Regions from separate parts of the Mus musculus genome. Here regions 1, 2, 3, 4 and 5 are each linked to region 6. The links are chromatin loops, found by intact Hi-C in ENCODE. Cell type or tissue: heart. All regions are shown on one strand. Region 1 holds the start of Natd1 (N-acetyltransferase domain containing 1). Region 2 overlaps Map2k3os (mitogen-activated protein kinase kinase 3, opposite strand). Region 3 holds the start of Llgl1 (LLGL1 scribble cell polarity complex component). Region 4 overlaps Kcnj12 (potassium inwardly-rectifying channel, subfamily J, member 12). Region 5 overlaps Map2k3 (mitogen-activated protein kinase kinase 3). Region 6 has its middle 35 kb from the start of Tnfrsf13b.

Region 1 (5,000 bases), 180 kb after region 6:
TAACCCAAATGCCTTTGCTTTAGCTCTTTTTTCTGCCAGGCTGTTTTCCCTTCTCCCGCTACCACCCAACTCGCGCTCACCCCCTTGACTTCCCTTGATTTCCTTGGAGTCTTCCTTAAAAAGACTCCATCTCAGCTGAAGCCTGTTGTGGCCACCCTGTCTGAAGCCTGATTGCCTCCAGGAACACATGCTCCCAGAAGCAGCTGGAGTATCTGCTCCGTCCGTTTGACCTCTGCATCCCTCAGGTGCACTCCTGTGAAGCAATACCACAGGCACAGAGAGCTTCCTCTGCTTTGCTCGTTTGTGTCCCCACAACAGCACCTGCTCCACAGGAGATGCTCAATACATACTCCATGGATTTTCAAGGGCACCCAAGTAAGTCAGATCCACTCGCTGGTCCATCCTCTGGTCCTCGTGAGACTCAAGCAGGCACAGCCACGGGGAAGCTTGCTTCTGACACTGAGTCACTCAGTAACTCCAGCAAATGTTTTCATTGCTCACGTCGTTCTTTTGTTTTCCAGAAAGGACTTTATGTATTTGGTTTGGGTGGGCAGGGTTTCATAGAGCTCAAGCTGACGATGTAGCTGAGAAATGCCTTGAGCTCCTACCTTCTTTACCTCCCAAGTTCTAGGATTACAGACCAGCACCATCGCTGGCTCCCAGAAAGAATTTCTGTAGAGCTTACAGACCCCAGCAAGGAAAGAGACAGAAGCAAAGAAGAAAGAGTCAAAGAAAAGAATCTGGACTGTGCTTAGCCAGTGGATCTCCACCTTCCTAAGGCTTCGACCCTTAATACAGTTCCTCATGTTCTGGTGACCCCCTCCCCCAACCATAAAATTATTCTCATGGCTACTTCATAACTGTAATTTTGTTACTGTTATTAATTAATGTAAATAGCCATTCTCCAATGGTCTTAGACAACCACTGTGAAAGGCTGGTTCGAGGGTCACAACCCATAGGTAGACAACCACTGTGCCAGGCCCTATTGGAGGCTTATCAGATCAGACTCTCCCCTGGTCTAGACTGGCTGGTCAGATGCCACGTCTGTAGACATAAATGCACAGGAGGACTTCCCCAGGAAGTGGTGCTTGGGCAGTAGTCATCCAAAGGCCCAGCAGCCTGCAGATGAGTGGCCTGTTCAGACACTGTCCAGGAACATATTTTGACCATCTCCACTTACATTCTTTGGAAGTGACGTCACCTGAGACTCACAGGTTTTAATCTTCCTTGTTCACAATTGCCTCCAGCTCTGACTCTGCCAACCAGGCTCCAGGCCCTCTATGATGGCTGGATCCCTTTCAGTCACTTTGCATATAATGACACACCTCCGCACTGCCTTCTGTTTACAAACGCTGTGACACAACACCCACTTGTTAAAAGGAAATTATTTGCTCAGAAAAGATTCTCTCAGTAGTATGTCTGACCCCCCAACCAAGCAATAAAAATGATTGGAAGAAGGCAAATAAAAGATTGGGGGGGGGGGTTACAGAGGAAAGTGTTCATTAAATGGGGACTAAATGGCCTGGCAGCCTGGGCAAAGGTTCAAGAGTCAGTCACTGCCACTAATGACAAAATGCCCACTGCAACTTACAGAACTCTCTGTGGCAATGTGAGGTCGTACACTTGGAAAAGGATCTTGCAGTTTTTCACAAAACAAAATATCCACTGGCTATAAAACTCGGCAGTATATTCCTGAGAGCTACCCTAAGGGAATGCTGGCCAGACGACATCCACAGCCTGTTACTCATAGCAGCTCCAAACCAAAACAACACAACAACCCATTAACACGTGATGGAAAACTGGTACCTGCTTCCTGGGAAATCTCTGACACACTGGTGAACATGATAGCAGCAACAACACAGCTGATGACAGGTGGAAGCGAAGAAACCAGATACGAAAAGGTAAATACTGTGTAGTTCTTAAGAAATAGGATGTTCTTAGGAAAAGCTGTTTAGTCAATAGCGCTAAAAGTCAGGGAGCATAGCTACTTCAAAAGGAAGAAATCAATTGGAAGGGAGCCCACGGAGATCTCCATTTAGCTGTAAAATGCTTCCTTGTTGGTCTGTCCCCCGCCTCTCCCCCACCCCCAGCCCCCGCCACGCACACAGACACACATTTTGTACAGGTTTGAAGTTACAGCCTTCAAGCATTCCACTGAGGTACTCAAACTTTAATGTCTGTGTGGTGGTCTCATAGATGTGGACATCAAATTTGCACGGTAATTAACAGAATATGATTCTGTGAACATCCATGGTCGGCAAGCTTTCCTAATACTGTACTTCTAGAGAAACACTGGCTCCTGGGTAGCTAGCTCCCTAGGGACCTCATATTTCTGGCTTTCTTTGGGAGGGGTGGCTTTTCACCCAGTCCCAAACATGCCTAGGGGTAATCTCTCAATATCAGCTACAGCTGCCCGAGTGGGTGGGCTGCATAGCTCCAGCCCGCACGATTCCAGCAGAGAGTAGGTTTGCCTGTCAACACCTTGCATTTGACGTTATCTATTGCCTCAGGCTTGCAGTGAGGCTAATGCCTAATATTAAATGGCTGTCGCGGGGAGGATCTAAATTACCCCATAGGTCATTGCGTGTTTTGCATATGGGTCCGTGTGGGTCCTAAAAGTCATTCTGGGGCATTCGGGAGGACAATCGGCGCCCTGGATGGACCAGCACATCATTGTTGAAGCCGCGAGCGAAACGGGCAGCGCGGTCTCTTTAAGAGACGCCAGGAATGTATCCAAACAGACAGTGCGCGCAGCGCACGTGACTCACAGCTGATTTCCGGCCCCGCCCCCTTCTCCGGCCCGCGCCGCCGAAGAGTCAGTTCGCTGCGGCCCGCGGTCCCCAGTGTCGGCGCGCGCGATGGCGCACGCTACCCCGCCGAGCGCACTGGAGCAGGGCGGCCCCATCCGCGTGGAGCACGACCGCCAACGCCGCCAGTTCTCCGTGCGCCTCAACGGTACCGAGCTGCCTTTGTTTGCGCGCGCGCGGGCGGGACGGGGCGGGACCTGCGGGCGGACGGACAGATGGATCCCGGGGCGGGAGGGCTCCCGAACCCCCCGACTGGCACCGCCGGAGCGCGTCTGCCCGGGCAGCCCGCACCTGCTAGCGCAGCCGGCCTCCGACATCGCGGACGGAGGGCTGCCACCCTGGGTCCCAGAGAGCAGGTCACTGGTGGCCTGCCACCCCCACCCCCCGGGTGTTCGGTTGCTTCCTGCCGCCGTGGAGGAGCCTGCAGGGGCCTGGGGCATAACCTAGGGAATATGTGGCCTGGAGGAGGAGGCGGGTAGGTGATTCTGAGACTTTGGCCAGTTTGTCTAGTCAATGTGTGCATCGGTCTCCCGGAATCTGCAATGGGGATAGCTGGAGTGCAAACCGCTTTGGATGAGATGCTGTGGCAGTAAAAGTTCAGAATGACACATTTGGTGCACAGCAAGTGCTGATAAACATAGATAAATGGCTACTTTTCAACAGATAGAGAAGTCAAAGCCTCATCTGTAGCGTTTGTACCAGCAGACCGACACTCCTCCCATTGATTCTAGGGCTGGAAAAGATTGTGGAATATGGGACCTTGAGCTCTCTGTAGCCCACTCCTCCCAGCTGGGCCCTCTGGGGAGACCCGACTTAGCCACTGCCCATATTATTTTGATTGGAAGGATGCACCACTTGAGTGTGGTCGGCCAGTAGGTAGGTTGTAAGCAGTCAAGCATACGCAGCCTATCCTGACTTCCTGAGCCAACCTTCTGTGACCTGCACTTGGAGGCCAGGTCTCCCGTTTGTGCCACCTAACCACCGTGGGGGCAGCTATCACTTCCTGTGTTGTGACATACCGCCCCACTTACAGATGAGTAAACTGAGGCTGGGAGTGCAGGAAATGGGACCTGCCCAGCTTTAACAAGACCAGAGGCATATTCAAATCAGGGCCCAGCTGCCCCTTGCCCTATTCTTTCCGTAGAGAAACAAGTCCTGCTGTCATGCTGATGGTAGCTCAGCTGACTGTGACACTTGGCCCTGATCCCTTGAGAGGCCTTATCTGAGGGTTTGTTTGTTTTTTGTTTCTTTTTTCTTCAGATCCTCTTTTCTGAAGTTTTCTTAGTTCCAGTGAGGCTTTTAGTTCCTGGGGACTGTGGAGGCACATCAGATCCATAAAGAGAAAGGCAGAAGCCTTAGGCTTCTCTCTCTTTCTTTCTTTCTTTCTTTCTTTCTTTCTTTCTTTCTTTCTTTCTTTCTTTCTTTCTTTCTTTCTTTCTCTCTCTCTTTCTTTTCCAAATGGGTCCAGTCAAAAGGACAGTACTCTTGAGAGCTGGCTATGAACAAATGATATCCTTAAACTTAACCGTTCTGCAATCTGCTGCCCCGTTGACAGAGAGACAGAATTGCTAGAGGCGGGCAACCTCGCCTCGGCTCCTCCTGTACAGCCTGGGCCAACAGTTTACTGAGTACCTACTATTTACCCAGGACTTGTAGGGCTGCCAGTCTAAAGAAGGAGATGGGTCTCAGATGAATTGCATAATATCTCATAAAACCAAGGCCTTGGGAGGCGTGGTCAGGCAGAAGGAAGGGTCTATTGGGGCAGAGCCACTGTTTGGCATTAAGTTCCAAGCAGGTGGTATTTAAGTAGAGACCTGAAAGAGACAAGAAACAGCTGTAGCTGTGAAGAAAGGCACTGTGTGAAAGAAACCTTTGAGAGCAAAGGCCCTGCAGTACCCATTGTGTGTTTCAGAGCAGCCAGGAGTGGTGCAGGCATAGAAGAGCGTGACAGGTAGGATAAGGCTAAGAGGTCAAGGAGGCAAATAATATAGGAACCAGAAATGTGAGCTTGGGTGTGGCTTCAACCTTCAGTGCTGTGGGGTCCTGAAATGCCTTGTAAAGAGGACAGATGCCATGGACCAGGAACCCTAAGGCTGTGCTGATGGGAAGCGCACTGTGGGGTATGACAGTGGGGAGCTGGGTGCTGCACAAGTCCAAGCAGTGTGATCAGGGGTGTGAAGAAACGTCTAAGTC
Region 2 (5,000 bases), 170 kb after region 6:
CCTCTGCCATATGAAGAAACACAAGGGATACTTACCTCTTAGGTATATTTCTTTTAACCTTCTGTATTTAAATGGCCACCATTTTGAAATATCACATGATAATTCATACGTGTGACATGACACTACCTGTACAACAGCATATGCCATTTTCACAGCCCTACCTACTGTGTGGTGGTCCTTCATGCAGACTCCTTCTGAGGCAAGCTGTAGAGAGCAGCACCACACTTGGCTCCTGGCTTCCACAGTGCACAGTAGGCACTCACTGAACACTCAGAACATACACCTCCCAAGGAGGTGTGCATTTTCATGGGCACAGAACAGAACAGAAAGCAAAGGATTGCCAGGCAGTTGTGGCACACACCTTTAATGCCAACACTTGGGAGGCAGAGGCAGGCAAAGCTCCGAGAGTTCAAAGCCAGTCTAGGGAAAAAAAGAAAGAAAGAAAAAAGAAAAGAAAGAAAGAAGGAAGGAAGGAAGAAAGAAAGAAAGGAAGAAAGAGAAGCAAGCAGAGGATGGAGACACATGACCACTGCAATGACAGGGTTGTTCTTCAAACTCCCGTCTGACAGATCATGGAGCCTTCACCTGCCTTTTTCTGCCCCTGCTCTCATTAAAATGCATCACAGTTGTCTTCTGAGCCACACAGTTTTCTCTGAGTTTCTTCTATGGCTTTCTAGAAAGACAATAGCTCTTTACCCTTGGATCTGGACTACCCAGGCCCTTACAGGGATGTGTAGAGCTCTCTGGACACAGTGGGAAATATTTCCAGGCTAAGAGGTGTCCAACATGGTCCTTCCTGTATGGGACACAGAACACAAGCAATTATTGTCACCTGTTTCCTGCTGGGTCTCACAAGTTCACACCTCAGTGATGCTGACATAGTTGGAAATTCTTCTTCCAGATGAGGAAACCAAGACACAAGCATCTTCCTTGGGTCTCATGTCAGGGAGGGAGCAGGCCAGATTCTAACCCAAATGATTGAGGATGGCTCAAAGTATCAGGTAGGGCTTTATACCAGAGTTCGTATCCTGTTGTTCGGAATCCAGAAATACAAGGATGTTCTTATTGCCAGGATTTGGTGAGAGGCAATGAAAAACAGAGACCAGCAACTTGCCCATGGTCACACATCCAAGAGGAGAGGCAGATGTGCATTACCTCTGCATTAACTATACCATGGGGGCAGTTCCAGATCCATCTGCACAGGGCTGTCTTCCAACCTAAGCCACAAAGCAACAGAGAGTTCTTGAGCCAATCATTTGTCTCTGTCACATGTGCATGCCTCTGTGTGTGTGTGTGTGTGTGTGTGTGTGTGTGTGTGTGTGTGTGTGTGTGTGTGTGGTGTGTGTGTGTGTGTGTTGGGAGATAGGATCCTAAGATGTAGGCCAGGCTAGCCTTGAATTCTTGATTCTCATGCTTTAGCTGAACTACTGCTTGGACAGGGCTTTGCCCCCCGCACCCCACCCCATTCCACCCCCGCGCCCCAACCACAGCATCATTGCTTCTGCTCCCTCTCAGTCACTCCCAAGTTGCCTGACTCCTTCCACAGCTTAGCCGCTGCCGGGAAGTTTTGGCACCTTGCGAGGGGGGAAACCAGAACACCTAGCAGGCCTTCTCATAGGGCCACTGGGACCATCATCAGGATCACCACTGCTTTTTTCGGGATGATAGCTGCCTTATTGCCTTCACAGCTTAGCTTGCCACCTGCTCAGCTGTCACTGCCACTGCTGTTCCGCTGCCTCTTGCTGCCTCTCTTCTCCCGCCGTCTCTAATACAGTCACCATTTGCTGCTGTCTCCGCTTATTTAAGTGTTGCCAGCTCAGCCCACACTACTGAAAGCAGGGGCTAAGAGAACACCTGAGGGAAACTTTTACTGGGTCCTATTGTAATACCAGGAATGATGAATAGCACAGAAGACTGTCTAGAGAGCCTGAGCAGCCTGTAGGTAGTTGAGCCAATCGGAGCCGTTTGTTTGGACCAATCACAGACTTTTCCCTTAGCAGCAGCCTCAGCAGTCCTTCAGCTAGATCACTGGGGAAATTGCGCCCCTTCTGGACAGAATGATAATAGTTGCACGGTCACGTGGCGCTCAGCAAGCGTCTTAAGCTAACAGAGTCTGGTACAGGGGTCAAGTTGTACTTCAGCAGAATGTTTATCTGTCGTGCAGAAAGCCCCAGATTCAATTCCTAGCACCCGGTATTGTGCCACATGCCTGTACTCCTGGCACTTGGGAGGTGGAGGCCAGGGAGATCAGAAATTCAAGGGTATATTCCTCTGCAAATAAGTTTGAGGCTTTCCTGAGCTAGGGACCCTGTCTCAAAAAGAAAGGGGGGTGGGGGCTGGTACAAACTGTCTCAGACATCCTTGGCGGACCTTCAAGAACCAAGGCGGTCAGCCATGCTTTTTTCATAACTTGTTCTGAGTGTCTGTGGAGTATCCAAGATAGCTGGTGCTAGCACAGGGTAGTCTGGTTGACTGTTAGACTGACTGTCCTTTCACTCAAAGCAGCAAGGGTGAGTCCAACTGCAGCTACTTAGCCTCATTGCCCACCCCAGTTACTTTGCTCATTTATAGAAGTGAACATCAGCGGGGAAAAAATACGCTTACAATCTTGTCTTAGGTAGGGTTACTATTGCTGTGATAAAACATCATGACCAAAACCAAGTTAGAAACTAAAGCTTTATTTTGCTTACACTTCCACATCACTGTTCAGGGCAGGAACCTGGAGGCAGGAGCTGATGCAGAAACCATGGATCAGTGCAGCTTACTGGCAGCCTGCTTTCATATAGAACCCAGGCCAGAGATGGCACCACCCACAGTGGGCTGGCCCTTCTCCATCAATCCAAAAAAAAAGCCTTATGGGCTTAACTGCCTGCAGCCTGATTTTCTGGGGGCACTCTCTCAGGTGACTCTGGCTTGTGTCAAGTTGACATAAAAGCTAGCTGTAGCAAACCTAGCCTTGAGTATATTAACATTAAGAAGCAATTTTAATGTTTGTTTGTTTTGTTTTGTTTTTTGTTTTCTGAGACAGGGTTTCTCTGTGTAGCCCTGGCTGTCCTGGAGCTCACTTTGTAGACCAGTCTGGCCTCGAACTCAGAAATCCACCTGCCTCTGCCTCCCAAGTGCTGGGATCAAAGGCGTTCGCCACCACCACCCAGCACAATTTTAATGTCTTAACAATGCTTACAGCGCCCAGGGAGTCCAGGGGTCTGTCCACTGGTCTGTCTAACTTGCAGGAAGTCAGATATGTGGACCCCTTTGTAACAGAGCTGAGTCTTTGTTTCCCATGGTGGGAAGCCATGGGATGTTGTCTAAAATGGACAAAGACGGAAGGAGAACAGAAGCCGTGTGTGTACACAGGAAGGGAAGGAAGGGAGAGTTCAGAGTTCCAGGGTAAGAACTTGATCCGTTTGGCTCCTTGCTTACCTCTCACGGAAAAAGCCCGCCGGTGATAGATGCAGACTCTGTCTCTGCAGAGAGCAGGCTGGGGGCCATGGCTGCTGGTTGCTGTGGTGCTGGTATACTGCCTTCTGACATATAGCACCGTGTGCCTGCCATGCTTTAATACAAATAAAGAAGGTACTGCAGGGGACAATGAAAAGGCCACTCACTGTGCATAAGACTCAGGGCAAATGTAGAGGAAGAAAGGGAGGCTAAGGAGTAAATTTTAAAAAAACACAACAAATTAGAATCTAGGGTCACTCTTAAACCCCACCCATGAACTAAGGGCTCACAGAAGAGCCACGGGCCTCTCAGCAGAGCTATATGGGTGAAGATACCATCACTACTTTGGCTTTTGTACCTTGAGCCACTGTGACCACTGGTACCCACCTAGTCATACTTCCAGACAGTTAGCTATCCCACGCATAGTGCTGGCTGCATCCCAGTACCAAGGTAGGCTAGGAGACAGCCTATCCCTTGTACCCAGTTTCTCCAGGGCAGCATACTGCTGAGAGGAATCTGGGCCAGGCAGGCAGAAGGAGCTGGCCTAAGGGTTACACCCCTTAACTTTACCTGAGAGCATGGCCTTGGGTCTAAATTACAAGGAATAGACCTTTATGGCCAGGCCTTGGAGGTCTGTGAGCTCCCACAAGGATATCAGGCCAGAGAGCAAGCTAGCCATACCCCCAGGCCATGTCACAGATCTGTTCTTGGGAGTGAGTACCTACCTCCCCACCCAGGCAAACAGTAAAGGAGACGTGGTATCAAATGCTAGGGTTTCTCTGAGCATCTCCCATTGCCTGTGCAAAGAGGAAGCCTTGACACCTCTATCTGTTTGCCCAGTGCACCAGCCCTGGGCCTCTCTTGCCTGGAACCCAGGTCTCAGGCAACACCCTGTGCACCCACACTGTGTTTCTGGTGTGAAGTTGCCTTCCTTGAGTTGGGGAAGAGATGTGTTTGCACACTTGGCCTTCAGCTGCATATGGGTCTGAGAGAATTTGTCTAGATAGGGGTCTGGTGAGAGACCCTCAACAAGTAAATTTCCTCTCCTGGGACCCAGGCCTTGGATGGGTTGAGACCTTTGCCAGCTGAGTACATTTGTCGGGCCTTGGGTACCGAGAGCAGTGCCTGCTTAGCCCTTGAGATTTACACCGTCCTGAGTCTGAGTTTATTTGTTGTGCCGAGAGCTATTCTGAGCCTGAGTTTATTAGTTGTACTGAGGGATTTGAGAGCTAAGAACTGGCTGGCCTTAAGAACAAATGATGTGCCTACCCCTCTGGGCAGAGCCACACCTCAAGGGAGGGGCTAGTTCCAGAGCAGTAGAAGGGCCGCTGAGATAACAGGGAGGAGTCCTACAGAGGCTGGGAGGGAGCCGGGCTAGCAGGAGTCCTTCGGTGGCTAGTCAGACACTCCCCTTCACCAACCAGTCTCTCCTCCACCGAAGCCAGAGGAGAGGTTACCACAGGCTATGGCAGGTGGGGCTGCCTGGTAGACACAGGAAAGAGCTGCTGCTCAGTCATGACAGTTGTATGTGCACATGCATATATACATGCATGCATGTG
Region 3 (5,000 bases), 390 kb after region 6:
GGCACTAAGGTTTGAAATGCAGTTGAGCATACAGACCAGCACATCCCTTGAACTAGGGACCCCAAGGTAGGGCAGAGCCTGGTGAGAAAAGTGGAGGCGCAGGGATTTCCCAGCCCCCCCACCCCCCACTTTTCCCTCTCTCGCCCGCCTAAGAGTTAAAGAAAACAAAACCTGGCCCTGAATGTCCCTCAGCCGAGCCGGGCTACACACCAAAAATGAAAGAAAAGAGGCCAAGAGCGAAAGGCAGATAGGTCGGAGGACCCCACTGAGCCCAAGGGACACCGGGAGAGATATCAGGGGTTCAGAGACCAGGAGCCCGAAAGCGCACGGCACGGCGCGGGGCGCAGCCCGACACCCCAACCAGGCACACCCGAGCAGCGCGGCGCTCGCAGGGCAGAGGCGGCCCGATGTGGCCCGCCTGAGCCGCCGGCGCCCCCGCCGCCGCACCTTGTGGAAGGCGAAGAGCTCCTGCTTAAGCTTCTCGCGCTGCGGGTCGGCGCCCTGCCGCCGGAACCGAAACTTCATCATCTTGCGCCCGCCTCCGCCACCGCCGCGGGATGCGCCCGGCCCCGCCGGTCCTGAGGCGCGGGGCGGGGCCTGCACGGAGGCGCGGGACGCCACGGACGCCCGCCCGACCCACGACGTGAGCGTGCCCGCCGTGCCGTGCCGCCCCTTGCTCGCCAGACAATGGGCGAGGACGGGGCCCCCGGGCTCGCCGGGCTCGCCGGGGGGGGGGGGCAGTCACGCATGCGCAATGGTGCGGGGCCTGCTGGGACTTGTAGTCCGAAGGTGGGTCCCAACCGTGGGAAGCTGGGCTGTGGTTTGCTAAAGGTTGTTTTCCACTCACGACTGAGCTAACAACATTCTAATAATTCCAGGGACAATTCTCTAGCCCCTCCCGGTCCCACTTCCCCCATCTTTGCCGTTGTTATCTAGTTTGTGTGGCCAGTTTTCACGGATCACTACTTTGCCTATTCCTCCGGTGTGTATTCCACACCACGCTTTTTGTCTCAACTATTATCGAAGAACCCCTCTCTAGGAGCCCGCGATGGTTGTGCATAACTTTAATTCTGGCAATCAGGTGGCAAGCAGAGGCAGGCAGATCTCTCTGAGTTCCAGGCCAGTCAAAAGCTACATTGTAAAACTATGTCTCAAAAAAAAAAAAGAAAATCTCAATTCCTTGAGAGTTATTATTCATGACCCAACACAAAGAACTTCGGTTTGCACCGGCTCAGAAGATCCTTGAGAGGGACGCGAGGCAAAGAAAAGGGGCGGAGGGCTGCAGGAGGTGGCAGGCACGTAGGGCTGAACAGGAGCGGGCTGGATACAGCTTCTCCCCTTGTTTCCCCCATCCCTACAGGGAACTCCGAGAACAAAGCTGCGCCCCGCCCCCGCTTTCTTCCTGTCCCACCCACCTCCCGAGACTTTTCTCTTCTGGACAATGGCCTCTAGGCTGAACCTTTTCCTGCTAGCTGAGGGACTCAGTGTTGGGAGAGATCCCAGGAGTTTAAGCGGGCCAAGCCCCTGTCCTCCCATCTTTGTCAAGAGAGGAGGCGTTGACCCTTAACCCTCAGGCAGCTGCACTGCAGCAACAGGGACCTAGCTACCTCCAAACTGCCCACGACCAGCGTTGCTCAACCCGCCCTGGGAGTTGGGGCTCAGGACTCACAGCTCTTTCCCGAGCTGTAGCTAAAGTGGTTGGCTAGACAGCAAAGGGCCCCTCCTGATCTCAACACGCTTAATGATTTTAAGAGCTCACTGAGAGAGGCACAGATACCACACAATTTTAAAGTGATATCACCCCAGATGCACAGAGGAAGAAACAGTGGCAGCCAACACAGACCAAGATCAGCCCCACACAAGTCATGATCAGAAGCAACTCAGAGGCCTAGGCTACAGTCCTTGTGCTACCCCATGTTGGATTTCAACCTTGCAAATGCTCAGGACATGCTCTACCTCAGCACCAGCTTTCTCTACCCTCATCTCTGCAGTAAAAGTTTATTAGGTTACCCAAGTAACCAATCCCCAGAAATTTTACACTGCAGTCACAAAAACAAAACAAACAAACAAAAAACCCCAAACACCAGACAACAAAACAGCAACAAATAACTTCTGTTGTTTGATAGCCAATAAGAATGACTTTTACCGGGCAGTGGTGGCATACGCCTTTAATCCCAGCACTTGGGAGGCAGAAGCAGGCAGATTTCTGAGTTCGAGGTCAGCCTGGCCTCCAGAGTGAGTTCCAGGACAGCCAAGGCTACACAGAGAAACCCTGTCTCAAAAAACAAAACAACAACAAAAAAGAATGACTTTTAAGGGGCTAGAGAGATGGCTCAGTGGTTAAGAGCACTGACTGCTCTTCCAGAGGTCTTGAGTTCAGATCCCAGCAACCACATGGTGGCTCATGAGATCAGATGTCCTCTTTTGGTGTGCCTGAAGACACAGTGTACTTATATATAATAAATAAATAGATCTTTGCGGGGAAGTGGTGGCACACGCCTTTAAAAAAAAAGAAAAAGAAAAGGAATGACTTTTAAGGCTGGAGAGATGGCTCAGCAGTAAGGAACACAGGAATACAGGATGCTCTTTGAGGTCCTGAGATCAATTGCAAGTAACCATTTGGCTGCTCAAAACCATCTATGTCTATAATGTGATCTGATGCCCTCTTCTGGCATGTAAGTGAAAATGCAGGTGGAGCACTCATACATTAAATAAATATATCTTTTATATCTTTTTTTTTTTTTTTTTTTTTGAGACAGGGTTCCTCTGTGTATAGCCCTGGCTGTCCTGGAACTCACTTTGTAGACCAGGATGGCCTTGAACTCAGAAATCTGCCTGCCTCTGCCTCCCAAGTGCTGGGATTAAAGGAGTGCTCCATCATCACCCAGCAAATGAATATTTAAAAACAAAACAAAAAAAGCCGTGCTGGAGAGATGGATCAGAGAATAAAGGCACTGGCTGTTCTTCCAGAGGTCCTGAGTTCAATTCCCAGAATACACACAGTGGCTCAGAACCATCTGTAATGGGATCTAATACCCTCTTCTGGTGTTTGAAGACAGTGACGGTGTACTCATATACATAAAAATGAATAGAGAAATGTAAAAAATAAAAATAAAAAATGATGGGCTGGAGAGATGGTTCAAAGGTTAAGAGCACTGACTGCTCTTCCAGAGGATCGGAGTTTAATTCCCAGCATCCACATGGTGGCTCACAACCATCTACCAAAAGCAGATAGAGCACTCACTAAATACATATAAAATAAAAAAAATTTAAAAATACATAAAAAGTAAGGTTGATTTTTGTTTGTTTGTTTGTTTCATTTTTTTGAGACAGGGTTTCTCTGTGTAGCCGTGGCTGTTCTGGAACTCACTTTGTAAACCAGGCTGGCCTGGAACTCAGAAATCCACCTGCCTCTGTCTCCCAAGTGCTGGGATTAAAGGCATGTGCCACCACTGCCCGACTGCATTTTTTTTCTCAATGAAATTTCTTCCTTTCAGAGAACTTTTGTGTTCAGTTGACATAAAATTAGCCAGTACAATCCCAATTTTTAAAAATAGATTTTGAGTTTTGGTGTCTTATTGTTTGTTTCTCTGGTGGCAGGGTTTCTCTGTGTAGCCCTGGCTGCTCTGGCTGGAACTCATTCTGTAGAACAGACGGGGCTAATTTACCTAAATGCTGGCCAATTTTAACTTTAGTAAGTTTTTTGTTTTTGTTTTTGTTTTTGTTTTTTTTAATGTTCTTGGATATGCAGTGGTGGCACACGCCTTTAATCCCAGTTCTTGGGAGGCTGAGGCAGGTAGATTTCTGAGTTCAAGGCCAGCCTGGTCTACAAAGTGAGTTCCAGGACAGCGAGGGCTACACAGAGAAACCCTGTCTCAGAAAAAAAAAATATATATATATATATCTTGGGCTGAAGAGATGGCTCAGAGGTTAAGAAAACTGCTTTTCCAGAGGTCCTGCTTTCAAGTACCAGCAACCATATGGTGGCTCACAACCATCTGTAATGACATCAGGTGCCCTCTTCTGGCCCACAGGATACATGCAGGTAGAACACTATCCATAATAAATAACTAAATCTTTTTTTTTTTTTTAAATGTCCCCCTATCCTCACTCTTTCTTTCTGATGTATGGGTGCATTGTTCTACACCTGCATGCTAGAAGAGGGCATCAGACAGATGCCCTTATAGATGGTCATAAGCCACCATGTTGTTTGTAGTGGCTATTCCTGGTTGTCAACTTGACTGTATCTGGAATGAACTACAATCCAGAATTGGAAGGCTCCCCAGTGATTCAAATCTGGAGGCTGGGAGAGAGAAGTTTCTGACCCGGATCTTGGTATGGAGATCTTGAGGCAGAGTGGCTATGAATTCCAGAAGATTAAGACAGTGAGAGCTCCGAGTTCAAGGTCATCTGGGATTAAAGGTGTGGTGGCACACACCTATAAGCTGGGCTACACCTTCTGCTGGAGGCCATATAAGGATATTGGAAAAAAGAAGGCTCACTCTCTCTCTCACTCTTCTTCGCCTGCTTGCCTTGTTGGACTGAGCAACTGCTAGATCCTTGGACTTCCATTCACAGCTGCGGCTGATCATTCTTGGGAGTTGGACTGCAGACTGTAAGTTATCAACAACTTCTTTTACTATATAGAGGCTAAGCCATAAGTTCTGTGACTCTAGAGAACCCTGACTAATACCTGGTTGCTGGGAATTGAACTCAGTACCTCTCTGGAAGAGCAGCCAGTGCTATTGACCATTAAGCCAGCTAGGCAGCCCCTCTTTAGTGGATTTTTAAATCTGAGAAGCCTATGTTCATTGCCTTCATATTCTGACTAGAAACACAAACATAACCAGCTGCCCAGGCTCTGACTTCCTCGTCTTCCCCATCACAATGGGCTGTGCCTTGATTTGTGAGCTAGAAAGCACTTTCTTTAAATTGAATACATTTCTATAAAAGGTAAGAAAAAGATGTGGTAAGTGCCTTCTATCCTGTGTCCTTAGGAA
Region 4 (5,000 bases), 48 kb after region 6:
CAGTAAGGAGTGCAGAGCTCCCAGCGGCCTTTGTAACAAAAGCATCCTGCTGAATAAGTGGACGGCAAATGCACCCAGCCTGCGAACAGTTCAGCACACTGCTAGAGGCAAGGGTAGGGACCAAAGCCAATCTGTGAGCCCACAGGATAGCCTAGGACCCACGTCTGTGCCCTGTTGGCTCATCCCTTCCCCTGTTGACCCTGAAAACAAGCACTGGACCTATGCATAGTGTATCATGAATAGGGAAAGACTCTGTCCTCTTGATGCTTCTGAGAGAGAGGGAGGGGCAGGGAGGGAGGGAGGGAGAGAGAGAGAGGATTTCAGAATAAGGCCACCAGTGCAGAAGGCACGGCGCAGAAGGAGCTATATAGCCACACATGGTGCAGAGAGCCAGAATTAAGAGACAAGAAGTGAGGTTCCATCCAGGCAGATGCTAAAGCAAACAAAGGCTCTGAGACCAGGATGGACTGCACAGTGCATAGTATGAGAAGGGGTGGGGGTGGGGCAGGAAGGGGCCCATTGGGAGGGCAACTTGGTGCCCTGCCTTTGGACACATGAACCACGCTCAGTCTCCCAGATCAAATCCACAATTGGAGTTTAGCTTGCTCATCTCCACCCCCGAAGTCCTTCCCAGGCTGGGGGGGGGGGACCAGGAAAGAACATGAAAGTGGGGAGATCCACAGAAGGTAAGGAAGGGGTGTCACAAGCACCTGTCCCCTCGGCGTTACTTTGTCCAGTGCCACGATGGTACTGCTCTAGACAACTGCTGTTAAAGATGAGACCTGGGAACCCCACCCTTCAAAGGTGAAAAGTGGGTCCCCTCAAACTGTTCCTGCTCTACCTGTCACCAACCTCAATACTAAGCTTTCTGCAGCCCTTCCAGCACCACAGCTGCCTGCATACACAGCGGGGTGGTGACTACATCAGCTTGTGGCAGCCCACAGTGCTGGCCATTAGGCCAGATCACAGCCCTTGACAGCTATGACACCCTAGTGGTCCTCCTAGGGTCTCTCTGGGCCTAGGATCTGGTGCCCCCTTAGGGCCACTGACCACGCTGCCATCTTTTCAGAGTGTATTATAGGATGCCACCACCCTTTTACAGAACCTGAGGCTTAGGAGGCAAGCACCGTGCCCACAGCCTTGGCATAGCAGGGGTCGGGATCCGGGGCTCAAGAACTGCAAGGAGAGAGACCCAGAGTCACTGGCAGAAATCCGTGCCACAGGCTTGGCTTAGCACCACTTCCTACAGGAAGCCTTCTCAGACTGTGTGCCTCTCAGTTAGGGAGCTAACTGATGCCACGTGGAGGCAGGAGCTGCCAAGTGCCTGAGTTGGTGCCTCAGGCCCTGGTGTTTCCCTCCTGCTGACCCAGCCCATAAGCCTAGACTTCAAGAAAGTGGTCAATCTGAAGGGAACATGGGCTTCACTAGCAGGTCTCTGTCCTGAAAGCCCCAAGGAAACAATCCTGCTTGGCTCAAGGGGAGTGAGAGCTTCGCTCTGGCCTCTCAACAGCCTTGGCAGTCACTTCTGGGAAAGGGAAATCTCCATTCCGAGGCGCCTGGCTCTAAGCAGGCTGGTCAGTTCATACCTGGGCTGTGAGTCTGGGTGAAGCCATGGGACACCCTCTGGAGCAGCTGGTGAGGCTCTCAAGTGAATAAGGCTGCTCCTGCCTGCCCTCCTGCCACCTGCTGCACCTTTCAGGGAAGATGCTAGGCTGGGGGCTGGGGGTGGTGGTAGGGCCTTTCTACATCAGCTCCTGGTTGTAGCCTGCTCTAGGCCACTCACTTTCATCTCAAAGGCATAGTATATGTGATGAACCTTTGTCTTGGGTTTCAGATCTTTTCTTTAAAAAAAAATCTATGTCTGAGTCTTCTATGTGCATATATGGTGCATGCCAGAAGAAAGCGTCAGATCCCATTACAGATGGCTGTGAGCCACCATATGGTTGCTGGGAATTGAACTCAGGACCTCTGGAAGAACAGCCAGTGCTCTTTACCAGCTGAGCCATCTCTCCAGCCAATGTTCACATCTTTAAAATGGACCTAAGCAAACTGCCTCTCAACCACAGCAATTGGAGCATTAATGGCATTGCTCTGTGCTAAGTGCCTAGGGCATCTTTGAGTGCACAGCAGATGGCATGCACTGCCATTGATATATGTAGCATCTTCACTGTCACATGGCCTGAGGCATGGTGCATGCTCTTCTAGAACATTCCCCAAGATCAGGCCAAGGGCTTGGAAGCGGGGAAACTTATTCAGAAGATGGCAGGGAAGCATACACAAGGAATTTGAGCCAGGGTGGCAGCATAGCCAGTGGCCCCAAGGGGGCACCAGACACTAGGCCCAGGGAGACCCTAAGGGGACCTCCAGGGTACCATAGGTGTCAAGGGCTGTGATCTGGCCTAATAGTAAGTACTGTGGGCTGCCACAAGCTAGTGCACTCGCCCCACAGCTGTGCATGCAGGCAGCTGTGGTGCTAGAGAGGCTGTGGGATGGAGCCTGAGAATCACTTGGCACAGCCAACAGCTCTTGACTCATAGAGAGGTCAACATATCTGTGTGCAACTGTCAACACGCGTGCAATCTGTCTGCTTTTGCATGTGCATGAGCAGATCTGCTCACGCTGGTGGTGCCGTGCACACCGGGACTCTGTGTCTGCTCTTGTGTGTACACATGGTCGTGAACACATACACCTTGTTCAGGGCTAGGCAGTAGGGCAGATGCACACACCCAACCCAAGCGATGCTGCAGGGTAGGAGAGAGATGGTGTGGTCACCTTGGCAACAGGCAGTATCTGGCTAGTCTGGGACAGCTTTGGTTCAAAAGAAAAAAAAGGGGGGGGGAATCCAAAAAGAGGCTTCATGAAAAAAAAAAAGGGAATTGGGGGTGGGGGTTTATCCCAGCAGCCCCAGACCAAGTGGACCTAGCTGAGTCCCTAGGTATAGAGTCCTTTCAGAGGCTTGGAAAGCCCACTCGGGTACAGCCAACAGGGGTTAAGTGTCCTAGGGTAATGCTACTGGAGGAGAAGGGGGCATGCTCTCAGGGTTACTGAGCCCCAGAAGGCACTTGGCACTCTGTAAACACAGGCATGCTGGGCCGTGCCTGCACAAAAGTCACCAGCTCTGACAATTAACGCACTAATTGCACATGCTGTCCACAGCCAGTGCATTAGCCCAGATCATGTGGTGATTTATTCACGAGAGCTTCCATCTCCTGTCTGCCCCCAGCTTCTAGCCTCAGCTGCCTCTCTGCTGGGCGAGGAGGCTGGCAGGGAGCAGACACTTCCCCAGCCTTGCTTGAAAACCTTGCGTGCTGTTTATGTTCCATCAGATAAGAGTGCTCAGGACGAGACCTCCGGAGAGCCACTCCCAGCAGACAGTGGCAGCTGTAACCTCCAGTCTGCCAGCGACAGCTGGGAAATGCCTCTTCTCCAGTCTGAGGAAGTGGGGTTTCTGAGGTAGCCACTGCTCAAGAGCCCGTGGCTGCAATCTTCAGCACAGTAATTGAAATGGCCCCAGACTGCTACCCTGCGTGCAGAGCACGGCCTGCAGGGAGATTCAGAAGCTACCCTCCCTTGATAGAAGAGGAAACTGCTATTCAGAGATGCCAAAGGACTCACTCAGAGCTAGACAGATTGTAAGTGTCAGAGCGTGTGGCTTTAGAGCCAGTGTCATTAAGGTCCTGTCCTTTAGCCTCTCTAGCTCAGTTCTGAGGGGTTGGTGCCATTAGGACACTTTAAAGACCAGGAAACTGAGGCTCCGAGAGCTAGAGATTTGCTGTGAGGTCACACAGATAGGAGAGGAAGTAGACACGTGACTTTGATGAACAGTGTGCTTCCCATGCAGGCTCTGGATAACACCCACCCCCCCCCCACCCCCAACTGTGACCCCAGGGCTAAAGTCTCCAAAGCACCTGATTGCAGCGTCAAAGGAGCTGTGCCAGGGATGTGAGAATAGCTCAAGGTGGTCAGCGCACTGCTGCCCAAGTCACACCCAGGGAGGGTGCCCACCCCTGTGCCTCTGAATACCCCATCCACCAGCCCTGGAGGCTAGCTTAGTTAGCTGTGACTACCAGACCCAGGACAAAAGTATGCAGGACCCCCAAGTCAGAGCAGCAACTTCAGGTGGTAATCACAGTTACCATTCTCAAAAGACAGGCCCCTCCCTCATCCAGGCTAGCACGGGACCTGCAAAGCAGCATTAGCTTAGAGAGTGGACCGAGGCCCCCACATGCTCCCTAGAGCACCCTGAGGGCCTCTGTGGAGATGCATGGGAATGCCAGGTCACTCTTACTGGGCCATAATCACCTTGTTTGTGAGGCACCAACTCTGTCTTTGAGGGCTAAGGTAGACATGAGGACTGACCATCATGCACACTGTTCACAGAGCAGGAGGCAGAGCAGGCAGCACATTTTGGAGATCAACCCTGGAATACCTTGGCTGTGTAACCTTAGGTCCCCAGTCACCCCTCTCTCAGCCTGTCTTCCTGTCTGCTGAAGATTCCTCCCAGGGCTCTGACAGACAAGGAGTCTGAGTTTTGCAGTCCCCATCACTGTAGTGGGCACCTCTGAATGACTTCAGCTCCTGTCTACCTCCCACGGTTCTAGAGTAGCTACAAGCTAGACCTGGTAGAGGCCCAGGTATAGCAGTGGACATCTGGGACTGGCTACTTAGGCCCACAACCTAGCTGTTCCTGTTCCACACAGCAAGGGAGGGCAGAGCACACTGTGGAGATGACTCTGCCACCTCGTGGAGAGATTCCAACCACTCCCCAACCTACACCAAACCCCAAATGCTCTCTGGGCTAGTTCACAGCTTTTACTCCACGCTCTGCTGCTTGGCCATAGAAAGATCTCTAGCAGGTCGCTCGCTATACCTCTCCTGCCTCAGTTTCCCCAAGCCGAAATTGGGCATGATTGTAGTGAGGACCTCCAGGTTCATAAGGAGGTTAGTGTTGAGCCTGGCAAAGAGAACTATCACCATCTTTATGCCAACTGCCATCATTT
Region 5 (5,000 bases), 140 kb after region 6:
CACATGTCTCCTGCTCCAAATGCTTCCTTGAAAATCAAGCCTACTCTGTGCAGCTCATGGGGACCAGTGCCACCTGTCCTTCAGTTCCATGTCCTCCCGGTGCCAGTAAGTGTCCTCCCACCTGGGATCGTTTAAATTCAATTTAAATAATTCAATTAATCAAATGGAATGACTGGTTTGTAACTGAGCTTCATTAGTTATAATGATCACATTAATTAACTGAATGTAACCAGATGTTTCTCCCTGGGGAGTGACAAGATAGGTGGATAGCAGTCACATAGTGCAGGCTCCGGGCTGGCTCTTTCTCTCTGGGGCTACAATGTTGCCTGCTGCACAGTAGGTGCTCAGACAACAAAGACCATGTGCCAAGCCCTGCAGAGAGCACAGACAATGCCCCCTCCCCCTGCTGTAGAGATTCCATTTCCCGGAGGAGCCAAGGACAGTAGAGTACCATAGAAGGAGGGTTTGGGAAGTGAATGTACAAAGCAACTGCTCCATACCCAACCCGAGATGGCAGCCACTGCCACCTCCCCAAGTCAAGTTGGTACTCAAAAGAAACAGTAGTCCATGGCTCCCTCTGTACCACAGAGGGCGACTGTGGCTAACGAAACCTGGCTTGGTAGGTAACCCAGTTGCAATGGCGCAGAGCTTGGGTCATGTGGACATCTGATTTCTGGGTCCTGCCTGGTTCTGCTATCTCAAGTGCCCAGAACCCTTCTGAGCCTCTGTGAGCTTCTGGAATGCCTTATTGCCTGCTGCCCAGAGCTTGAAGCTAGGGGGTACTCTACCAAATGTAAGACTAGTGCAAATGCATACCCTCCCGTGTGCTTCCACGAGCTAGTGAAGCAATGGCTTCACAGGCCAGAGTGTGCACATGGCCCTCATGTTGTGGGCCTTGGGAAGCAGAATGGGGACAGAAGACAAACCAGGACCCTCTAGAAAGGCTGTCTTCATGGAGTGACCTCCCTGGCAGGGGTAGGGGACAGTGTAAAGACAAAGCAGATGCTGGAGTTTCCATGGGTATGAGTGGCTGGGGAGAGTCTTAGGCATCCACTCTTACCTTCCGGCTGGCAGATGGGGCAACCTGGATCCTGCTGCCTAGGTAAAGCCTTGCTCGAAAAATAAAACAGGGAAACTGCTTGAGATAGAAAAGAGGGAGCCAGGCAGCTCTCACAGCTTGGGGGGGGGGGGAGGGGGAGATGCAGGGAGGTGGGGCTAGCAGCCACATAACCAGGTGAAAAAAAGTCTTCTCCTGGCCTAGTAGCCCAGTCCCCAGCACAGAACGGGATTGTCCTGGGTTGCAGGACAACACCATAGGATGTCAGAGTGGGGCTGGCGCCACATAAGGGCTGCCTAGACTTCATAGTTCTGTAGGGACCTTACCTTCATCTAGGTCTTGTGTCCCACATCCTGCCTTCCAGGCCTCACGCAAGCCCTGCCTGACCCAGGCTCAGAGCAATCAGACCCTCCTGGTCCAGTCCCAGAGGCAGAGAAGGAACAGAAATGTTGACAGATAACAACTAAGGGAATGATGTAGATTCTTTGGGGAGGTGGTCTCTGAGCAGACCATCTCAGGGCAAAGTACTGGGGAAGGAGAGAATGACACAAAAATAAAAAGCCAGGCGGCGGGGGTGGTAGCAGGGCCAGCTACGATGGGTAGGTCACCTGGAAGGTAATAGCTATTTTTCTCATTACGGTAACAAAGTGCCTGACAGGATAGTTTAAAGGAGGAGGGTTTAACCTTTGGTCCATTTGAGGGTACAGCTCATCATGGCAGGAAAGGCACAGTGGCCAGAGCTTGAGATGGTGCATCCATGGTCAAGAGGCAACAGGAGACAGACACTGCTACCTCATCTTCCTCTTCATCCAGTCCAGGAAACTGCACCATAGAATGGTGCCACCCGAATTCAGAGTGAGGTCGTCCCACCTCAGGGAGACCAGTCTAGAAACTCCATCACTGTCATGCTTAGAGGTTCGTCTCCTGGGTGAGCCAATGGTCAGCGCTGACTGTTACAGGGAAGTTTTGAGGCAGGAGCTGCAGCACAATTCTGAGGGAGGCAACAATGCTGATATTGAACCAAAGCTGCCAGCCCTGACCTCCAGGAAGGGGTGTCCTGTAAGTGCCACGTGTCCTCCAGAAGCCATTCTAGGACAGGCCTATCTATCTGTAGTGTTTGTGCTGTTTGAGGGCTCTTGTGCAACGCCTGAAACAGAAAGGCCTCTGTGTCCATCAGTCCAGAGACATTAACTCCAAGACTAGAGATGCCTGCTGGTTCCAGCCGCTGCCTGATGGGAAACAGAGACAACGGGTACTCTGTAGGGCCCTGTTAGGTTCCTAATCTCCTGGCCCTGACTCAAGAAGTGTTAATAGGAACAAGAGGGGCCTGCCACTAAGCAAGGAGCCTGGGGTGGGACCTTCGCTGTAGCCATGGGGCCATGCTTTGAAATGTCAATGTGATCTGCACACTGGATGGTGGGCTAAGGTTTCCAAACAGTAAAAGGACCGAAACCACTATTTGCAGCACTATAAAGAGGAATGTGCTGTGAGGCACTAGGCAAATTTCAGCAAAGTGAATTATTAAGTCCTTTGGAGCCCCACGTGGTGGAGAATTGCAAATTGTTATCTGTTCTACAGAGCCTGTCTGGTCAGCCGCGGGACACTCTGTAAAGCGCGCTGCACTCTAGAAGTGGAATGGTTTGCCAGCTACAAAGCCGGCTCCCTCAGCCCTGTGTGAACAGCACTGTACCCTGCAGAATCTACAGAGGCTTGCAGGGCAGGACTAGGTCCAGGCTTTGCCGCCTCCTGGCGGCCAGGGAAAAGGCGATCTGGCCGCAACCTAGACTACTGCAAAGAAGAACCTGCGCATGCGCAAGAAGAAACGCCCGCCCACTTTAGCCTGTGGGTACTCACGGCCAGACATTGGTTCTACCTTTATGTTATTCTTCAACGAAAGTTAACCAAGTCCCTTTAAGGATTGGCAGTTTCCTCTTACAGGAATACAGTAGCAGGGCACATGTGTCCTGATGGCGTTGGGACTGGTGGGCCATTCTTTTAAATCATGCCATCCTGAGACAGGACCCACCAACACAGATCTTGGGGGAAAGAACCAACCTATGTCTAAAGGCGAGAGGCTCCGTGAAACTGTGAACCTGGGAAACTACTGCACAGAGGTGAAGGAAGAGTGGTGACAGAGGCCCCATGGGTTCTGGACTCTCCCAGGCACACCAAGGCCCTGCTGTCAAACTGTGTGGGCTGACTCTCCCCATGGCCCACCTGTGCCTGAAGTTACACTCCAGTCTTCTGACTTGGGCATGAGCACATGAGTCCTTCCTAGCCAGGAGTAACCCTCCAGAGAACTGTGGCTGAGTGCCTGTGTTTGTCAAGCTAGGAGAAGCAGTCACTAGATCCTGATGACCTCATAGAGTAGTGTATGGACACAGGTCCTTTAGGATATTGTCCTGAATCCACCAGTGCCTGAGATGACACATTCCTGCTTACAGGAGAACAGGGGTAACGGGGCCTATGCAAGTCTTCCAGGCAACAGCTCAAGAAGCACAGAGCCATGCTGACCTACCAAGGGCATTTATACCAAGTCGCATCCTCAGAGCCTTCTTGTAGGCATCACTACCTGCCCTCGGCCTCAGCTGGCTCTGACTACGTGTTAGGGAGCTCTCTGGGCACATTCTCTCAGCTTACAGCTGAGATAGCAGTGCAAACAATGTGGAGCCTGCTGCTTCCTACCCGGTCATCTCTACTTCGGGGACCATCACTTGGATGAGTGAGTCAGGTTGCCTCTACAGGGGCCTAGCCTAGGTGGCCATGGAATGAAGCACCTCAGCCCAGCACCTTGAGAGCACCTGTGGCCTGTGGCCAAGTCTGAGGCCCTGGTGGGCTGGCAGCCTCCAGGCCCTAGCTATATTGTCCCGGCATGGTCCCAGAGTAAGGATTCCGCCTAGGGCTCCACAACTCCCCAAGAAAGAGCAGGCTTGCCACAGTCAGTCTCACACGATTTTTTTTTTTTTTTTTAATTAAAACAGCAATAGGTTCCTGCCCAGGAAAAGGCTGGAAGAGGCAGGCCTTTCTTCACAAAAATAGATTTTCTTCTTTTTTTTTAAAAACACCACCAAAGTAAACCTATTAGCTTCCAAGAGCTGGTCACACCTGGAGAGTTGTTACAGCTCCCTCGTGGCTTTGAGCCAAGAGCTTGAGCCATCCTTGCAGACTCCAGTCCGAGCACTGGGCGGCTGTGAGCCTGCTGGCACCCAGGGTTAAGTGGTCAGCTCCAAACCATGCAAGAAAACCCAGCAATACCCACAAAGCAAAAGGCAACAGGAATAATAGTTCAAAGGGAAAGGCAGATACCACTAAAGGTGGTAACCAGAGGCTGTCTGAGGACAGTGTGTCCCTCAGAGACCATTGGCCAGTGCTGGGGGGAAGGCCTTGGGAAGCTCAGTACGTCTCTCAGGAAAGTCTTAGGAGATTCATCCCCATAGTGTGTCCTCAGCACCTGAGACAGGATAGAGATGTCCCTGATCCAGGCCACAGTGTACGAAGTCCATTCATTCAGTTGTGATTTAAAATATATATACAACCTGCATGGCATCCAGGACAGTACCAAGGCTATGGCCTGTCCAGAGAGACACCAGCTGCCTGCTCTTCAGAAGCGACAGCGTTTGCCGGGGTACACAGGCCCTGTCAGATTCATCCCTTGGGTAGAGGCCTGAGACCCTGGGAGCAGCAACAGCAGAGGCACTGTGGGGCACATATGGCCTGGCTGGGAGCCCCTGAGGTCTGGTTCTTTGGCACTTGGGACAGCTAGTTGCAGAGACCGACAGGAACAACCCCTTAATTTCTCAAATGCCCAGGAACAGAATGGCAGTAGCTTATGGCTGTAGGTAAGTGCTGCCCCAGCACGGATGTATGGATGCTGGCAGACCAGTGGGGTCCTGGGCCAGTCCCTATGAATCCTCTCCCAGGATCTCCTTCACAAAGGCAGCAA
Region 6 (5,000 bases):
GCTTTTCACCATGAAGGGATAATGGATTTTGTAAAGAGGCCTTTCTGAATCTGTTGGGATGACCATGTGATGTGATTTATGTCCTTGAGACCACCTGTGTATAATAGTTACTCATTTACAGGTATGAGAGCACTCCTGAGCCTCTGATATAAGTTCAGCTTTATCCTGGCAATTCTTTTCATGTGTTATTGGATTCAGTTTGCAAACATTTTCTTTAGCCTCTTTTAGTCTAATTCATCAGTGAAACTGGTCTGTCACTTTCTTTCATTGTTTCATCTTTATCTGCTTTTGGTATCAGGGTATGCAAGTTTCATGAGAAGTTTGGCAATGTTTCTTTTTCTATTTTATGGAATAGTTTGAGAAGCATTGGTTTGGTTCTTCTTTGAATTACTAGTAAAAATCACCAGTGAATCTCTCAGAGACTGGACTTTTTTAGTTAGGAGATTTTTAATTGCTGCATAAACCACACTGCTTGTTATAGTAGGGGATGATTTGTTTATGCCCCCTTAATTTAATTTCAGCAGGTCATTCATGTCTAGAAATTCATTCATTTCTTTTAGATTTATCAATTTAGTGGCATGTGTTGTCCAGGTAATACCCAATGGTTTTCTGAACTTCATTGGTATCTGTTGTAATGGCTTCTTTTCATCTCTTATTTTCTTAATTTGGGTCTTCTCTCTCTTTATTTTGGTTAGTTTTGTTAATATTGTTTATCTTTCTGAAGAGCCAACTCTTTGTTTCATTGATTTTTTTTGTATTGGTTTGGTTCTACTTCATTAATTTATTCCCCTATCTTAAAGCTTTTTTTTCTCCCCATTTACTGATTTGGGTTTTTCTTGTTCTTTTTTCCAGGGCCCTCAGGTATATCAATAAGCTATTCATTTGAGATCTCTCTGACTTTTCCTTCCTTCCTTCTTTCCTTCCTCCCTCCCTCCCTCCCTCCCTCCCTCCCTCCCTCCCTCCCTCCCTCCCTTCCTTCCTTCCTATTTCTCTGTGTAGCCCTAGTTGTCCGGAAACTCACTCTGAAGACCAGATTGGCCTTGAATTTAGAGTTCCACCTGCTTCTGTCTCCCCAGCACTGGGATTAAAGGTGTGTGCCACCACCACCTGGCTTTCATTAGCATGTTTTTAAGTTTTGTATTTATGTGTAGATATGTACCTGGTTGTATGTGCACCATGTGCGTGCAGGCATTCTTGGAGGTGTCATCATCAGATTTCTTGGAGCTGGAGTTACAGGCAGTTGTGAGCCACCTTGTGGGTGCTGGGGACAGAGCCTGGGTCCTCTGCAAGAGCAGCTAGTACTGATCCATCTTTCCAGCCCCATCAAATATGTCTTTTAGATAAAATAGTTTATCACATGCTAGCATGTTAGTAATAATATAATATTCTTCTATTGGAATTTAAATTTTTGCTTAAAATTTCTAACTTTTACCCTAGCAAGATAAAACTTATATATTTTAATAATTATTTCATAGCTTAGTATTAATGAAGTAACCAAAGATGATACAACTAAATCTGTGAGATTTTAATTTTTGGTGTTCATATGCACACACCGATGGCTTCCTTAATTAGCATTATAATTCTGTGTCATCATTTAGCATTACAGCTTCTTAAATTACCTTAGATTTATTTTATTTCATGAGTCTGAATGTTTTGCCTGCATGCATGTCTATGCACCACACTTGTGCCTGGTACTCAGAGGTCAGAAGAGGGCGTTGAATGTCCTGGAACTGGAGTATCAGGTGGCTGTGGGCTGCCACGTGAGTGCTGAGTGTTAAAGCCTCGTCCTCGTCAAGAGTGACACGTGCTCTAAACGCTGAGCCAAAGTTCAGCCTCACACTTCTGTTTTAACATTGCATGATTTTAGCATCTGTCGGTTCTGCCAAAAATCATTTCCTTTCTCTTCTGTATTTCAGGCAATCAATCTCTCCTGGAGTCTAAACCCTGAGCATTCTAGATTAGGTGCCACTAGGAGACATGTAATGTGATTTGAACCCTGGCTATATTTTAGTTAAAAGATTCTTTTAAAAAAGGTTTGTTGTTATTGTTTTGTTTTTTATGCTGAATATGGTGGTGCACACCTTTAATGCCAGCACTCAAGAGGTAAAGACAAGCAGATCTATGAGTTTGAGGCCAGCCTGCTCTATAGGGCAGTTTTAGGCCAGCCAGAGACCCTTTCTCAAACCAAACCAAATTAACCAAACAAACAAGAATAAGGTCTCACAATGTTGCCCAGGTTGGTCTCAAACTCTTGGGTTCAACTCACCCTCCTATCTTGTTCTTTGGGAAAAATGAGACATTTTTAAAATATAAAATCTCTAACCTACTCATTCCTTTAAATACAGTGGAATGGATGCAACTTCAGACCATTCTCCTCTTCCAACTCAAGCATGTTTCTCAGAGCTGGTCTGGAAACTCCTTCCCAGCTCCGGTGTCCCAGCTAGATGTGGGCTATGGCACCGTGTAGGAACTTCACGAATGGATCTGAGATTGGGAGCTACACTGCTGAACCCACACGGCAGGACCCAGCAGCCAGCCTTCCGTCTGCCTCTCCCTCCCAGCCTGGCCTGGCCTGGCAGATTACTAATGCACATTTTACACTCTGTTCCTGCAGCCTTCTATAGCTCTCCCCTCCCCCCAGGGAGAGAAAGAGAGTTAATCACATGAAATAACTTACTTATGAATAAAATCTCTGGAGGGGGGGAAAAAAAAAAAAGAGGATTTAAAGTGATTTTCTAATCCCTCTTCCAAATCAGGTCTCTGAAGGGAATGAATGCGGCCAGCAGGTGGCGAGATACACAAAGCAGTGCTGATTTCCCACAGCCAGAATGCAAGGGTCTGAACTGTATTTTAACTGCAAAAGGAAATGCTAATCTAAATTAAATACCAAACTTCAATACAATTTTTTATAGAATACTAAAATCCCTCACTTATCAGTAGAACTGATTGTATTCACCTCACCAGAACACAGCCAATCTTACACTTCTGGCAATCTTACAGTAAATTAAATTCTGGCAATCTTACATTTACCAACTTGAAAATAAGACAGATAGTCTGTCCAATTTATTAACTGTACAAAATATAAAGTATCTCCCTTTGTCTTGCTGTACCTCCCCTCCCGACCGCCCCCTCCAAGCCCCATCTAACTCTAAGTGTGTTGGTGCCCTGCAGTAGGGCATACTGGGATAGAATGCTAGCATCTGTGATTGGTACCCTGCAGTGGGGCATGCTGGGACAGAATGCTAGCAGCTGTGATTGGTGCCCTGCAGTGTGCAGTGGGGCATGCTGGGACAGAATGCTAGCAGCTGTGATTGGTGCCCTGCAGTGAAGTAGGCATGCTGGGACACAGTGCTAGCATCTGTGAGACTCACATTCTAGATTTTATATTAAGCTGATGCAGTTTTGTTTTGTATTACAAACGGTGTCACTGAGTCATGGAGAGCACTTGTCAGCCTGTCACAAAAGAGCATTCAGGGGGTTGTCTGCCATGCTGCAGTTTCCCCCAAGTCCTAAGACACACCCAGTTGGCACTCACACAGTATGCGAAGTCGGTGAATGAAAACTCAGTGCTGTTGCACTGGGGACCACGTTCCCAGCACACCCAAACACCGCCAAGGGCACCAAGTACAAAAGAAACTGAAGCTGCCAAAGAGCTGCAGCCACAGCAGGGGAGCCTGGAGCAGCACCTCCACTTAAGCCAGAGTCTGTATCCATCCCCAGGACACCCTGAAGTGCCCCTTCTTGATGCAGGAAGTTGAAACTGGGAGTCTCACTTCTGCCCTTCCTTGTTAGTAAAAGAAGCAGAAGCAGAGATGGGTGCTGGGATGTCGGGCCCCAGAGCTAACTGCTCTGCTGCTTCAGGCCCAGCCAGGTCCACTGGTATATAGACCTAGTCATGCAAGAAACCACAGTTTTCTCCCATGTCATAAGAGTCTCCAGGAGGAAAAGAAAATGACAAATGGAACAATATCAGGAGAAGTGATAGGATGACACATGCTTCGTTGCTCCAAAATACTGTACATGAGACCGACAGCCGTCTGTCTCATGTACACAAAGAGATCAAACCACCTCTAAGCTTGTGGTGATTTGCATCTGACTCTTGCTGATGGTGACTTTGATAACAAGAATAAATGAGCTGTCATCTCAGCTGGGTTCTGGAGAGAAGTGTGCTGTGCTGAGCAGTTGGCTCTATGATGCTCAGCATGCCAGGAGACATATGCTGTGCTGAGCAGTTGACTTTCCAATTAGCAAATGGCCACACTCGCCAACTCACTGGCTTTCTAAAGCCCTCACCTTTGTGAGTCACTCGTGAGTTGGATCTCGCATCTGGCTGGGACGGATTCTAAAGCCACTAGTGATCAGTAGGATTAACAGACTCGTCTCGCTTAGAAGGATTGTCCCTTGTTGCATCCTAATAAATGGGATATTTACCCATGAATCGTCACAGGTCATCTGCATCCCATGTGAGTGGCACATTGAATTACAAAATGAGCGTGAAATCCATACAGGAAGCACAACCAAAAGTACCAAGTAAACAAGAGCCTGACAGACAGGACCGGTCAGCACATCTTTCAAGGTGCCTTGCCGTGTTTGTCTGGAAAACAGAGCCGACTTTGGGAAGGAATACGTACGCACTGTTGGGAGGATGGGAGCTCAGTGCTCAGCCACTGTGGAAGGAACTAATGTTAGAACTGCCTGAGCAGCACCGCCCCCGGGCGTACCCCTGGAGGTTCTGAAGGTTGTTGTGTGGTTCTCTCCCATGTCCTTTAGCGGACTTGATACTTAATGTCGATGTTTCTGGGGAACAAGTCACCCAGGGCAATACCTGTGTGTCTCTCTGTAGACCTGAGTGCCTTGCCACGCCATGGATACTTTGGGAATCCCAAGTCCCTCTGGTCCTACTAGAGACACAAAGTGGCCTCTGGTTTCACAGGACCCAGGTGCCTAGACTCACGGCTTGGAAAAACTGTGATCAGAGTCCATGTTACCTGATAGCCTCA

What was found. A loop is a pair of places that touch in the nucleus more often than their neighbours do. Peaks named below come from ENCODE experiments on the same cell type or tissue, not always from the same donor. Only the 100,000 strongest peaks of a DNase experiment are listed, where the experiment ranks them.
Region 1: it touches region 6 in a loop (3-fold over the local background); 11 of 42 quality-filtered maps call a loop at or near these places.
Region 2: a loop joins it to region 6, with 7 times the contacts of the local background. A loop is called at or near these places in 12 of 42 quality-filtered maps.
Region 3: it touches region 6 in a loop (7-fold over the local background); 6 of 42 quality-filtered maps call a loop at or near these places.
Region 4: a loop joins it to region 6, with 2.0 times the contacts of the local background. A loop is called at or near these places in 6 of 42 quality-filtered maps.
Region 5: it touches region 6 in a loop (7-fold over the local background); 22 of 42 quality-filtered maps call a loop at or near these places.

Annotation. Positions count from the first base shown.
Region 1 is chr11:60,911,584-60,916,583 of GRCm38, reverse strand. Natd1 (N-acetyltransferase domain containing 1) reads left to right here and starts at 2,792. Exons shown (of 3, transcript NM_025294.5): 1 at 2,792-2,955. The coding sequence starts at 2,859. Gm39830 (a long non-coding RNA gene) reads right to left here and starts at 651. Exons shown (of 2, transcript XR_879908.2): 1 at 351-651. In heart, no CTCF peak of the experiment used is centred here; a DNase peak (open chromatin) is centred at 2,753; H3K4me3 peaks cover 2,453 bases; H3K27ac peaks cover 2,477 bases.
Region 2 is chr11:60,924,488-60,929,487 of GRCm38, reverse strand. The region is part of intron 1 of Map2k3os (mitogen-activated protein kinase kinase 3, opposite strand); the gene reads left to right. Among named protein-coding and RNA genes, the nearest start is that of Map2k3os, 4.9 kb to the left of the region's middle. In heart, a CTCF peak has its summit at 2,045; a DNase peak (open chromatin) is centred at 1,997; H3K4me3 peaks cover 802 bases; H3K27ac peaks cover 1,147 bases.
Region 3 is chr11:60,695,389-60,700,388 of GRCm38, reverse strand. Llgl1 (LLGL1 scribble cell polarity complex component) reads right to left here and starts at 689. Exons shown (of 21, transcript NM_001159404.2): 1 at 448-689. The coding sequence starts at 528. In heart, CTCF peaks have their summits at 2,669 (motif pointing left) and 4,019 (motif pointing left); DNase peaks (open chromatin) are centred at 648 and 1,418; H3K4me3 peaks cover 1,883 bases; H3K27ac peaks cover 2,076 bases.
Region 4 is chr11:61,041,216-61,046,215 of GRCm38, reverse strand. All of the region lies in intron 1 of Kcnj12 (potassium inwardly-rectifying channel, subfamily J, member 12), which reads right to left. Among named protein-coding and RNA genes, the nearest start is that of Kcnj12, 21 kb to the right of the region's middle. In heart, CTCF peaks have their summits at 2,369 (motif pointing right) and 4,747 (motif pointing left); a DNase peak (open chromatin) is centred at 2,435; H3K4me3 peaks cover 462 bases; H3K27ac peaks cover 1,040 bases; H3K27me3 peaks cover 387 bases.
Region 5 is chr11:60,951,807-60,956,806 of GRCm38, reverse strand. Map2k3 (mitogen-activated protein kinase kinase 3) reads right to left here. Exons shown (of 12, transcript NM_008928.5): 12 at 3,996-5,000. The coding sequence ends at 4,960. Among named protein-coding and RNA genes, the nearest start is that of Map2k3, 22 kb to the right of the region's middle. In heart, a CTCF peak has its summit at 2,800 (motif pointing left); DNase peaks (open chromatin) are centred at 2,136 and 2,796; H3K27ac peaks cover 562 bases.
Region 6 is chr11:61,089,623-61,094,622 of GRCm38, reverse strand. No RefSeq gene overlaps it. Among named protein-coding and RNA genes, the nearest start is that of Tnfrsf13b, 35 kb to the left of the region's middle. In heart, a CTCF peak has its summit at 2,787 (motif pointing right); no DNase peak of the experiment used is centred here.